Linked DNA regions of Homo sapiens: region 2 is linked to region 1. The links are chromatin contacts, found by Hi-C or POLR2A ChIA-PET in ENCODE. All regions are on one chromosome and are shown on one strand. The core of a region is the stretch at or near the end of the contact, and the rest is flanking DNA. Distances in the headings are between cores, read along the strand shown.

The links. A loop is a pair of places that touch in the nucleus more often than their neighbours do. ChIA-PET counts read pairs that join two places held with the same protein, here RNA polymerase II (POLR2A).
Region 2: POLR2A ChIA-PET joins it to region 1 with 15 read pairs in AG04449. The contact joins two enhancer-like sites. A Hi-C loop is called at or near these places in 1 of 168 maps with a recorded cell type or tissue (sciatic nerve). POLR2A ChIA-PET finds 5 or more read pairs at or near these places in 4 of 52 experiments (AG04449, AG04450, Panc1 and 1 more).

What each region holds. Positions count from the first base shown.
Region 1 is chr2:40,030,400-40,035,002 of GRCh38, reverse strand. The region is part of intron 2 of SLC8A1-AS1 (SLC8A1 antisense RNA 1); the gene reads right to left. Among named protein-coding and RNA genes, the nearest start is that of SLC8A1-AS1, 120 kb to the right of the region's middle. Within about 2 kb of position 1,927, at least 3 of the 41 ENCODE cell types and tissues checked have a DNase peak (open chromatin) inside an H3K27ac peak, as active enhancers do.
Region 2 is chr2:40,128,565-40,133,167 of GRCh38, reverse strand. All of the region lies in intron 10 of SLC8A1 (solute carrier family 8 member A1), which reads left to right. All of the region lies in intron 3 of SLC8A1-AS1 (SLC8A1 antisense RNA 1), which reads right to left. Among named protein-coding and RNA genes, the nearest start is that of SLC8A1-AS1, 210 kb to the right of the region's middle. Within about 2 kb of position 2,772, at least 5 of the 41 ENCODE cell types and tissues checked have a DNase peak (open chromatin) inside an H3K27ac peak, as active enhancers do.

The sequences.
Region 1 (4,603 bases), core at 678-3,177:
GCTGCCCCAGCAAGCTCCAGACTTTTGGAAGGACAGGTCTGCTTCTTTTGTGCCTCCTATGAGGTTATGTGGAAGCACTGACTAGGCTGACAGCCAGTGTGCCTCAGGTCCAGTCTTTCTGGAGCACCAAGAAGTTGCCCTTCCAAGCTCTGGTCATCTCCCCAGGGCACAGCCATAGACTGAAAGGGTTCCTGACACATCTCAGAATCTCACACCTCTAGCAGCCCTCCACTCTTGGGTTATATGTTTTTCTCTCTTACTACTATCAGAGATTCTTGATTTCCCTTTTCTTTCCAGAGAATCTGGAATAATTTCAGCAACTTTCTTAGGTCTTTACAAAAGACAGGAAGATGCACTGACCTCAAGTACTGCCTACTGTGAGTTCTTCAAAACTGCCTGAGACAAGTAAAGACTAAGGATCAGGCCACTTTGAATAGTGGAGAAACAACAAGAAAAACACAGTAAAATTTCGTTTTTTAAAGAGGTGTTCCCAGAATTTATTATACAAAAATTCAATCCTATCAGCTCAAAGGGGTGGACTGTAGCGGGTGCTGTGTGCCCTGCCCACTCCTCCCCTCTTTAGGACTGAGACATCCATTTCCTGAGTTGCTGGGATTATGGACAGCTCACAGCTCTCAACTGAGTCACTGTCCAGCTGTTGCCCTGAGATGAATAGAGGCGTCTCTCCCAAGCTCACACTCCCTCCCTGTTAGAATCAGCTGAAGACTTTGTGGTGACTGTTTAACAGTTAAATTCCTCCATTTTCATGATTCTATTTTTTACAAAGTAAAATTTCAAACAATATAACCCTGCCAATATGCATGTATAGAACACACACACACACAGTGGAAAAAGAAGTTTTGGTAGGAAACACACCAGAGTGATAACCGTGGTTATCTCTAAAATGTGATTATAGAATTTTGTTTACCAAATTTTCTGTGGCAAGCACGTGCAACTGTTATAATAAGTGAACAACAACCCCATAGGCTGAAATGAGCTCATCAGCAACCGGGATAGACCATTTCCAGCCTGCTCACAGTTTCTGACTTCAAGCTCCTGCTGCTTCCTCCTCTGCTGGAAGACTTTCTCAAGCACTCAGAGAGCCTGCTCAGCCTGGAGGCACCAGGAAATACTGTGGAGTTGACAACCCCAGGGCCAGTCCTCAACTGATAGGGGCTAGGAATCAATAGTTAAGTGTCTCGCCTCCCATTCTCTGGTAGGGCACTTCTGATGTATACCACAAAGAATCTGAGAGTCCTAGCAGGATTCACCTTCAATTGCCCAGAGTAGGATGTCAGCACACTTTGCAGTGACTTTTCTCCCTTTTCTCCCTGGCTCACCTTTCCCAGCTCCTCAGATTCACTGAACCAAGTTAAGAGAATTTCTATAGCCGGTAACCCCTGGATTATCAAGCACTGATCTTTGTCTTTTATCTCTGTACCTCTACCATCCCCTAGCAAAGAGCTTTGCCCGCATTAGACATGCTATTAAATGCCTGTAGAATTCAATTAGATTTTAGTTTGCCATAGCTATAATGGAAACCTGAATGCTCTCTTAAATGAGGCAGACCAGCATAGATTCAAAACCAGGCCCCTGAATTACTATTTGCACCACAAGCAGAGTGTGCACCTTAAAAGGCATTGCGTAGTGATCTACTTTATAACTTACCATGATACCCAGGAGTACAGATGGTCAAAGTCAGTGTTACAAGTTTACAAATCAGTTCAAGTGGGCACCATTTTAGTGCTGGTAGATGGCACACATTAAGAGACACTTTGCTTCACTTGCCCATTCCCTCTAGAATACTCATATCCTTTGCCACCAGCATTATCTCCACAATGGTTAGTCAACCTCAGAGAGTATGTAGTGGCTCATTAACATTCTCTCAATATGAGCTGTCTATGAGCTATCGTTTCCACAATTTCCTGGTACAAAGAGAATTTATGTTCATAATGATGAAGCTGAAGCTCTGATTGCATGATCCCCAAGGTACTTTGTGCTTTTATCAAAGAAAAATTGTTTGTTCATTGTAGTGTCTATCTGTGGACAAATACCTTTCAGTTAAACAGAATATTTTTAGTAACAGTGAACCCCAAATGTGTCACACAGTCTGAAATACCTAGGACTTTATCTCTGATGTTACTAAAGACATCAACTACCACACCTGGCACTGGTAGCAGCACCATCCCTTTGCCCCATGCCTAGTGTGTAGCTCAAGTCTTTGGGCTTGACATCCTGAACCCAAGGAAAGAGGCTGAGTGGAGGAGAGTGGAGTTCATCATAGCTTAGACTGTAAAGTCAGACACAAGTCTGAAACGTTGGTTTTCACATTTCAACTAGCTCATTACAGCCTAGTAGGTACCGGACCAATAAAAATAAGGATGATTTCCACAGCCTTTTTAAATACTCAGAAAAGAGTCTTAAGCACTTGATGGGACTTAAAAATCCCAGAAAGTGATTCTCATCCCTCACAGAATATGAAGTATGGCTTTAATTTAGGACTGGTCCCACCAAAGTTAAAAATCAGCAAAGTTCTCCTCTCTTCTGGTGCTGTCAGTTTCCCCACTCAGCCACCTTTTCAATTTTCTCTAAAGTGTTCAGGACCCAAACAAGGCAAAAAATATAAATATAGGATTCTGTTCCACAAACCCTTGCTTCATCTCCCACCTAATGGGTTCATATATCTTTGGACGTATGTTCTGGTTTCTCTTCCTTCCTCTTCCTCCTCCCGCCTCTACCTTCTCTTAGTATTACTCTCTGTCTCTACTCCTAGGATATAGATGCAAAAGAAAAGAGATTTAAGGTGATTGTTTTTTTGAGAGAGAATCTTGCTCTGTCACCCACACTGGAGTACGGTGGCACAAAACACAGCTCACTTCAGCCTTGACCTCCTAGTCTCAAACAATCCTCCCACCTCAGCCTCCCAAGTAAGTAGATGGGACCATAAACATAAGCCACCACATCTGACCTTTTTTTTTTTTTTTTTTTTTTGGGAGACAGGTATTGCCATGTTGCCCAGGCTGATCTCAAATCACTGGGTTCCAAAGTGCTGGGATTACAGATGTGAGCCACTGTGCCTCTCCAAGGTGGGTTTTTGTGTGTGTGTGTGTGTTTTTAACTTACACTTAATGATGAACCTACTTATTATGTGCTAGGCACCATTTAAGATATTTTCATATGTAATGCCTTAGTGTCTCTATTTACTTTGAAATTCATTTCTCCTTCCTACAAACTTTGTGCTATTTTCTCTAACCAAAATTATTAAGAGGAAGGTAGTCAACTAGTAAGATTCCCCTGTACAAGTAGCTGGTTTTAAGTCAAATGCAAAAGCAGGTCTGAACTCAAAAGAATGACAAATGTATACAAGTACAACATCCTTCATTAGGGACAAGAAATAGTTAAGAGAAAAGTACGACTGTAGATACAATTTGCACCCAGATAGAGATGAGGCAGAGTGGCTAAAATTTTTGGATTTGGAGTTAGGTTGCCTGGGTCCTTGACTCATTGCTTAAACTTTCTAAGCCTTGGTTTCTTATCGATTAAAGGAACACACAATAATCTTAAGCCATAGGATTGGCGTAAGTATTAAATGAGAAATGCATGTAAAACACTTAGCACAGTCCTAAGACATAATAAATGACTCATAAAATAAGCTGATTCTGAGCACAGATTTCTTTCTCCTAACACTCATTCTCTTCTTAATTTTTTATTTTGTTTTTAAACATAATAATTGTACATAGGTATGGGGAACAGTGGGATGTTTTGATAAATGTATACATTGTGTAAAATATCAAAGCAGGGTATTTAGCATACCCATCCACTCGTACGATTCTTTTCTTGTATTCATTTATTTGTGGTAAGAACATTCAAAATACTCTCATCTAGCTAGTTTGAAATATACAATATTGTTAACCATAGTCACTGTATTGTGCAATAAAACACCAGAACTTATTTTTCTTTTCTAACTTTACTTTGTACCTGTTGACCAGTCTCACCCTATATTCCTCATCCCCCTATTCTCCCCACCCGTCTCTGGTAACAACTATTCTATTCTCTACTTCCATGAGATCAACTTCTTTAGATTCCACATATGAATGAGATCATGTGGTATTCATCTTTTTGTGCCTGGTTTATTCCACTTAACATAATGTCCTCAAGGTTCATCCATGTTGCTGCAAATGACGATGCTTTATTCTTTTTAGTGGTTGAATAGTATTCCACTGTGTACATATACCACATTTTCTTTACCCACTCATCTGTTGAACACTTAGGTTGATTCCTTATCTTGGCTATTATGAATAGAGCTGCAATAAACATAGGAATGCAAATAGCTCTTCAACATGCTAATTTCATTTTCTTTGGATATGTGCCCAGTAGTGGGATTGCTGGATCATGAGGTAGTTCTACTTTTAATTTTTGAGGGCCCTCCATGCTATTTACAAGATGTACAAATTTATATTTCTAACAGTGTATGAGTTTTCCTTTCTACACATCTATACTAGCATATGTAATTTTTTCTCTTTTTAATAACATTCTAAACAAGGTGACATTGACAGCTTATTGTGATTTCAATTTGCATTTTCCTGATGCTTAGTGGTGTTGA
Region 2 (4,603 bases), core at 1,523-4,022, 97 kb before region 1:
GACTTCTAACCCTTACTTACTGCATGGCTTTAACCAATTTCTTGACTCTCTGGGCCTGTAAAATCAGCCTAATGATACATGGCAATTCAAACAAACTTTTCAAGAAGATTAAGTAACAGCATGGATCTCAGAGAATGTATCAACTGAAAATTGGTATAAAATACAGGAAACTATTATCATTATTTACACTGAGATCAACTCTAAAAAAATGTCAAAAGGAATAGAAAACACCAGAAAATGAGAATAAATGGGAAAAGTTTTGAGCAGAGAAGGAACATTTTTAAAATTTACCACAAAGCTCCACTATATCTAGGCATAAGCACTGTATATACTTTATCTATTATCTTACTTAGGTTATGTCATTAAGTGATGTGAACTGATTTTGCCTCCTTTCAACCTTTATTTTTTTTGACGCTTAGATCCTTCCCCTGAAAATGATATTTTTTTCTGTTTGTTCAGCACTGTGCTACAAAACATTATATTATTTTTAGTAACTGAGAAAAACAGTTAGCTATTGATAGCTTATGTTTTTCAGTTTTTAATTTTCTGGCTTCTAATAACTCTCAAAACTAAGATATTCTGTAGAATACTTAAACAGCAAGTACTTTACAATTTACTGGGTCCTGTCGCTTTACTTCTCGGTGGACCATCAAGTAACTTGTATGGTTGTGCAGGTTGTATGCTACATACTCCAAGAGGCCCCATAATCTGAGTGACCCTCCTGGAGCTGTATAGGGTACAATATGCCTGGATGTAACTCCAGTGGCCCTGTCTAAAATCACTTAATAGCTTATAGGAGAGTGAATACAAGTATCCTCATGTTACATGAAGAAACTAAAACTCATAGAGAATAAATGACTTGTCCATATTTAGCCAAAGTTTGTAGGGATGGTAAACTGTGGAATCCATGTTATCTCTCGTTTTTATAATCTGGTACTTAGCTACTCTATCGTGCCATCTTGGACTTATTTTTAAAGTATTGCATATGCTCTTTTCCATATGCCTCACAAACGTTTTAAGAAATTTTTAAATTTCTCTCTTTACCTCAATTTTATTATTTTTTACTTTTAAGGCATGCAACAGTAAGATTACATTTAAACTCTTCAAGGTCAGGAACTATTATTCTGTTTGGCATGAAAAACACCTAATGGAGTCCATGCTTTCAAAAAAATTCAGAAATGAATCAAGATCCAGTTCTATACCTGTAAACTATTAGCATTTCCTGTATGTAAAAATTTAATCACTAAGACAACTGAAAGATGTTCAGTTCTGACCCAGCTGGCAAAAAAAAAAAAAAAAAAAAAAAAAATAGAATACCAAGATAATCCTCATCAGCACAGCCATGTGCCACTAATGAATCTGAACACAAAGAGAGATTTGGTCTTCCCGAGCTAGACCAAACACAGCTGTGATACACAGCTACCCAGGTGCCGGTCAGTGGGGCCCAGGAAGGGCATGTTGAGGACACCCTCCTAGCAGTCATGTTCTGCCCAGGCTTACTGGCAGCTTTGGAAATTACATTCCAGTGTTCTAGATCTCTGAGCAGAAGTAGGAGTGGGAACCATAGAGGTTAATATTCCAAGGTCTCACCAACCAGTAAACACACTCAGTCTACTCTTAACAGCAGAGAGGTGGTCAGGAGCGAACACAAAAATGCCCACTCATCACAAACATGTTCCCCTTGGGAAACTGTACCCAGTCATTCTGAATTCTGAGCTCCCTTGAAGGACAGCAGGGAATCAGATTAATTCCATCATTTCTTCTCATCCCATCCTACTTCAAATAGATGTGTTGTTCTCAGTGCAAAGCTCACAGATAGATTGACAGTTAACAGCCTCTGTCTCAGAGAAGTTATGCAAAGTCTTAGCACAATGACTACGTGCTGAGGGGTTATAAAAGAACATGAGCTTTAGAGAGGCAGGTAGACCTGTGTTCAAACCCAACCCTCCCTCCGCTACTTACTAGATGTATGACATCCCCAGAGGCAAATTGCTTAACTCCTCTAAGCCAGAATAATAGGAACATGAAAATCCATCTCACAGAGTTGTAGTGAGGATTACATGAGAGAGAATTTATAAAGTACCCAACACAGAGCCTCGCATATAGTAGACCCTTAAAAATGTTGGATCTCCCTTACTTTCTATTTCAATGCACTGATAAACAAGTTAGGCCTCCTGGGTTATTTACCTTAGCTACATTGCAGCAATTGAAAACTGAAAAACTAAGTAAATTTTCAGCCTATCTTCATTTTTCCCTATGGTAGGAATTCTAGTGAGGTGGACATATCCAAATGTGCTTCTGTTTCCTGCAGTTTCACTGACCATGAGCTTTCTCCTCTCAACATTGACATTTCAAGTCAGATAGCCAGTGTCAAGAGGTGCCATTGTGACAGTGTGCATACATATTTAATTGGATGGCTACATTTCACATCAGCTTAAATGGAAAAGAAAACAGAGTGACTTTACCCTAAGCCAGTATTTCCCAGTGGCTATGGTGTCAGTTTCCCCAAGAGGCTACTAAAGGGCAAGTATATTTTGTTTTCACATACTCTAATAAGCAACACGTTTCTTTACTACCAAAAAAGTTCAGTACTGCTGAATGGACCCTCAGATCTGCAGTCAGGCCAAGAGGCAAAGCTAACCAGGGACACTGCCAGACGGGCAGCACGGGACAGCCCTAATCACTCAAATGGCTTTCCACAGGACCTTATCTTAACCTCACTTTAGCAAGCAGCAGTCTGGAGTTTAAATGCTTTGTACTTTCCAGCACACTTTCCCATGAATAGATGATGTCATTAGAGTTAAAGGAAGCCTGCAAAGGCAAACATTTTTGAGGAGAGAATGAAACAAAAGAAGGCTAGCAACCAGAATTTACAAGATTTTCTCTATAAATGGCACCATAACTGCCTGTTATCGTATACTAAGAAACAGTGGGGAATAGGCCGCATGCAGCCGACCCAAAGATTCTGTAAAAACCTGGGAAAGATCCATTTCAAAGCTCTTTGCATCTTTTATTCTTTCTCCTCAAAGGAAGAGTTTTTTTATTAAATACTTTTAAGGGTTTTTTGTTGGTAGTCATACTCCTTATTTCTCTCAAAGGGCAGTACTGCATGGGCACCTGGCATTGAGTACAAAGCTGGAGGGGAATCAGGATGATAACAATGATGTCATTTACCAGGAGGTGGTCCAGGGAGCAGGGATGCTCAGCATGTGTCCTGCCCAATCTGAAGTCCTGCAGAGCCTTTGGATTAGTGCCCCAACCCCATACCAGCCAACTTTACTCAGTCCCATAAAAGTCACAGTGTAAGAGAAGAGAGCTAAAAATATTTTATTCTATTCTATCTAGGCCTTCTTACATACTCTAGGTTGGCCAGAGCAAGGGCACTTGGTAGAAACATCATGCTGTACAGGTGTGCGTTCATGTGTTTTGTGTTTGGAGGGTTGGTGTTATGCATGTGTTATGTGAATGAGTGTAAATTTCCCTTTCTTTTGAGGCTCAGGGTGTATTGCAAAGGGAATGAGCATCGAGTGTAGCAGAAGCATTCACAAGAGTGTCAGTCTCTAAGGAATGATTTGTAAATAATGTTGAGTTGATGACTTTTATTTCTCCCTTTTCACATTTGAAATGAAGGTGGCCAGGTGTGCTGGCTCACGTCTGTAATCCCCACACTTTGGGAGGCCAAGGCAGGAGGATCGCTTTAGTCCAGGAGTTCGAGATGAGCCTGGGCAACATAGAGAGACCCTGTGTCTACAAAAAAAAAAAGTTTTAAATTAGCTGGGCATGGTGGTATGCACCTGTTGTCCCAGCTACTCAGGAGGCTGAGATGGGAGGATCACTTGAGCCCAGGAGGCCAAGGCTGCAGTGAGCCATGATCATGCCATCACACTCAGCCTCAGTGACAGAGTGTGACACTGTCTCAAAAAAAAAAAAAAATGAAACATCTCAAGGACCACTGTTTTCTGGTGGGTTGTTTTTATTTTAATGCTGTCTCAGTCTGCATCTTTTAACAGCTTTATGGTGGTATCACTTACATACCATAAAATGCATCCATTTGTAGTACATACAATTTCATGATTTTTAGTAAATTCACTGAGTCTTGCTACCATTACCCTAATCCAGTTTTAGAACATTTCATCACCCCAGTAAGATGCCTCACGGCCATTTACAGATAATCCTCATCTCCACCCTCTGCCCCAGGCAACCACTGATGTACTTTCTGACTCAATAGGTTTGACTTTTCTCTATTTTTCACAAGGACTAATTCTAATATAAAAATGTCATGGATTCTCTACATGATAGTGTCAGAATTTACCATGGATTCTGTAAGATTTTGAAATTATTTTGTTTTATTCATCACAGAATCTCTCTCTATATATTTGTAAATTACATGAGATATTTTTTGTTCTTCATTGTTTTGTGTATATATGGATTTGTCCACCTTTTTAAAACAATTCCACTACCCTGCCCCCAACAGTAATCTTGGTTCATACACTGCAAATTGCTGGGGGTGGGGATCACACAATGGCGCTTAGAATTAGCACTGTGACTCTTAGGGCAGTACCTGATGTTTAATGATAGACAAATGCCAAATGTCGGTGACCAG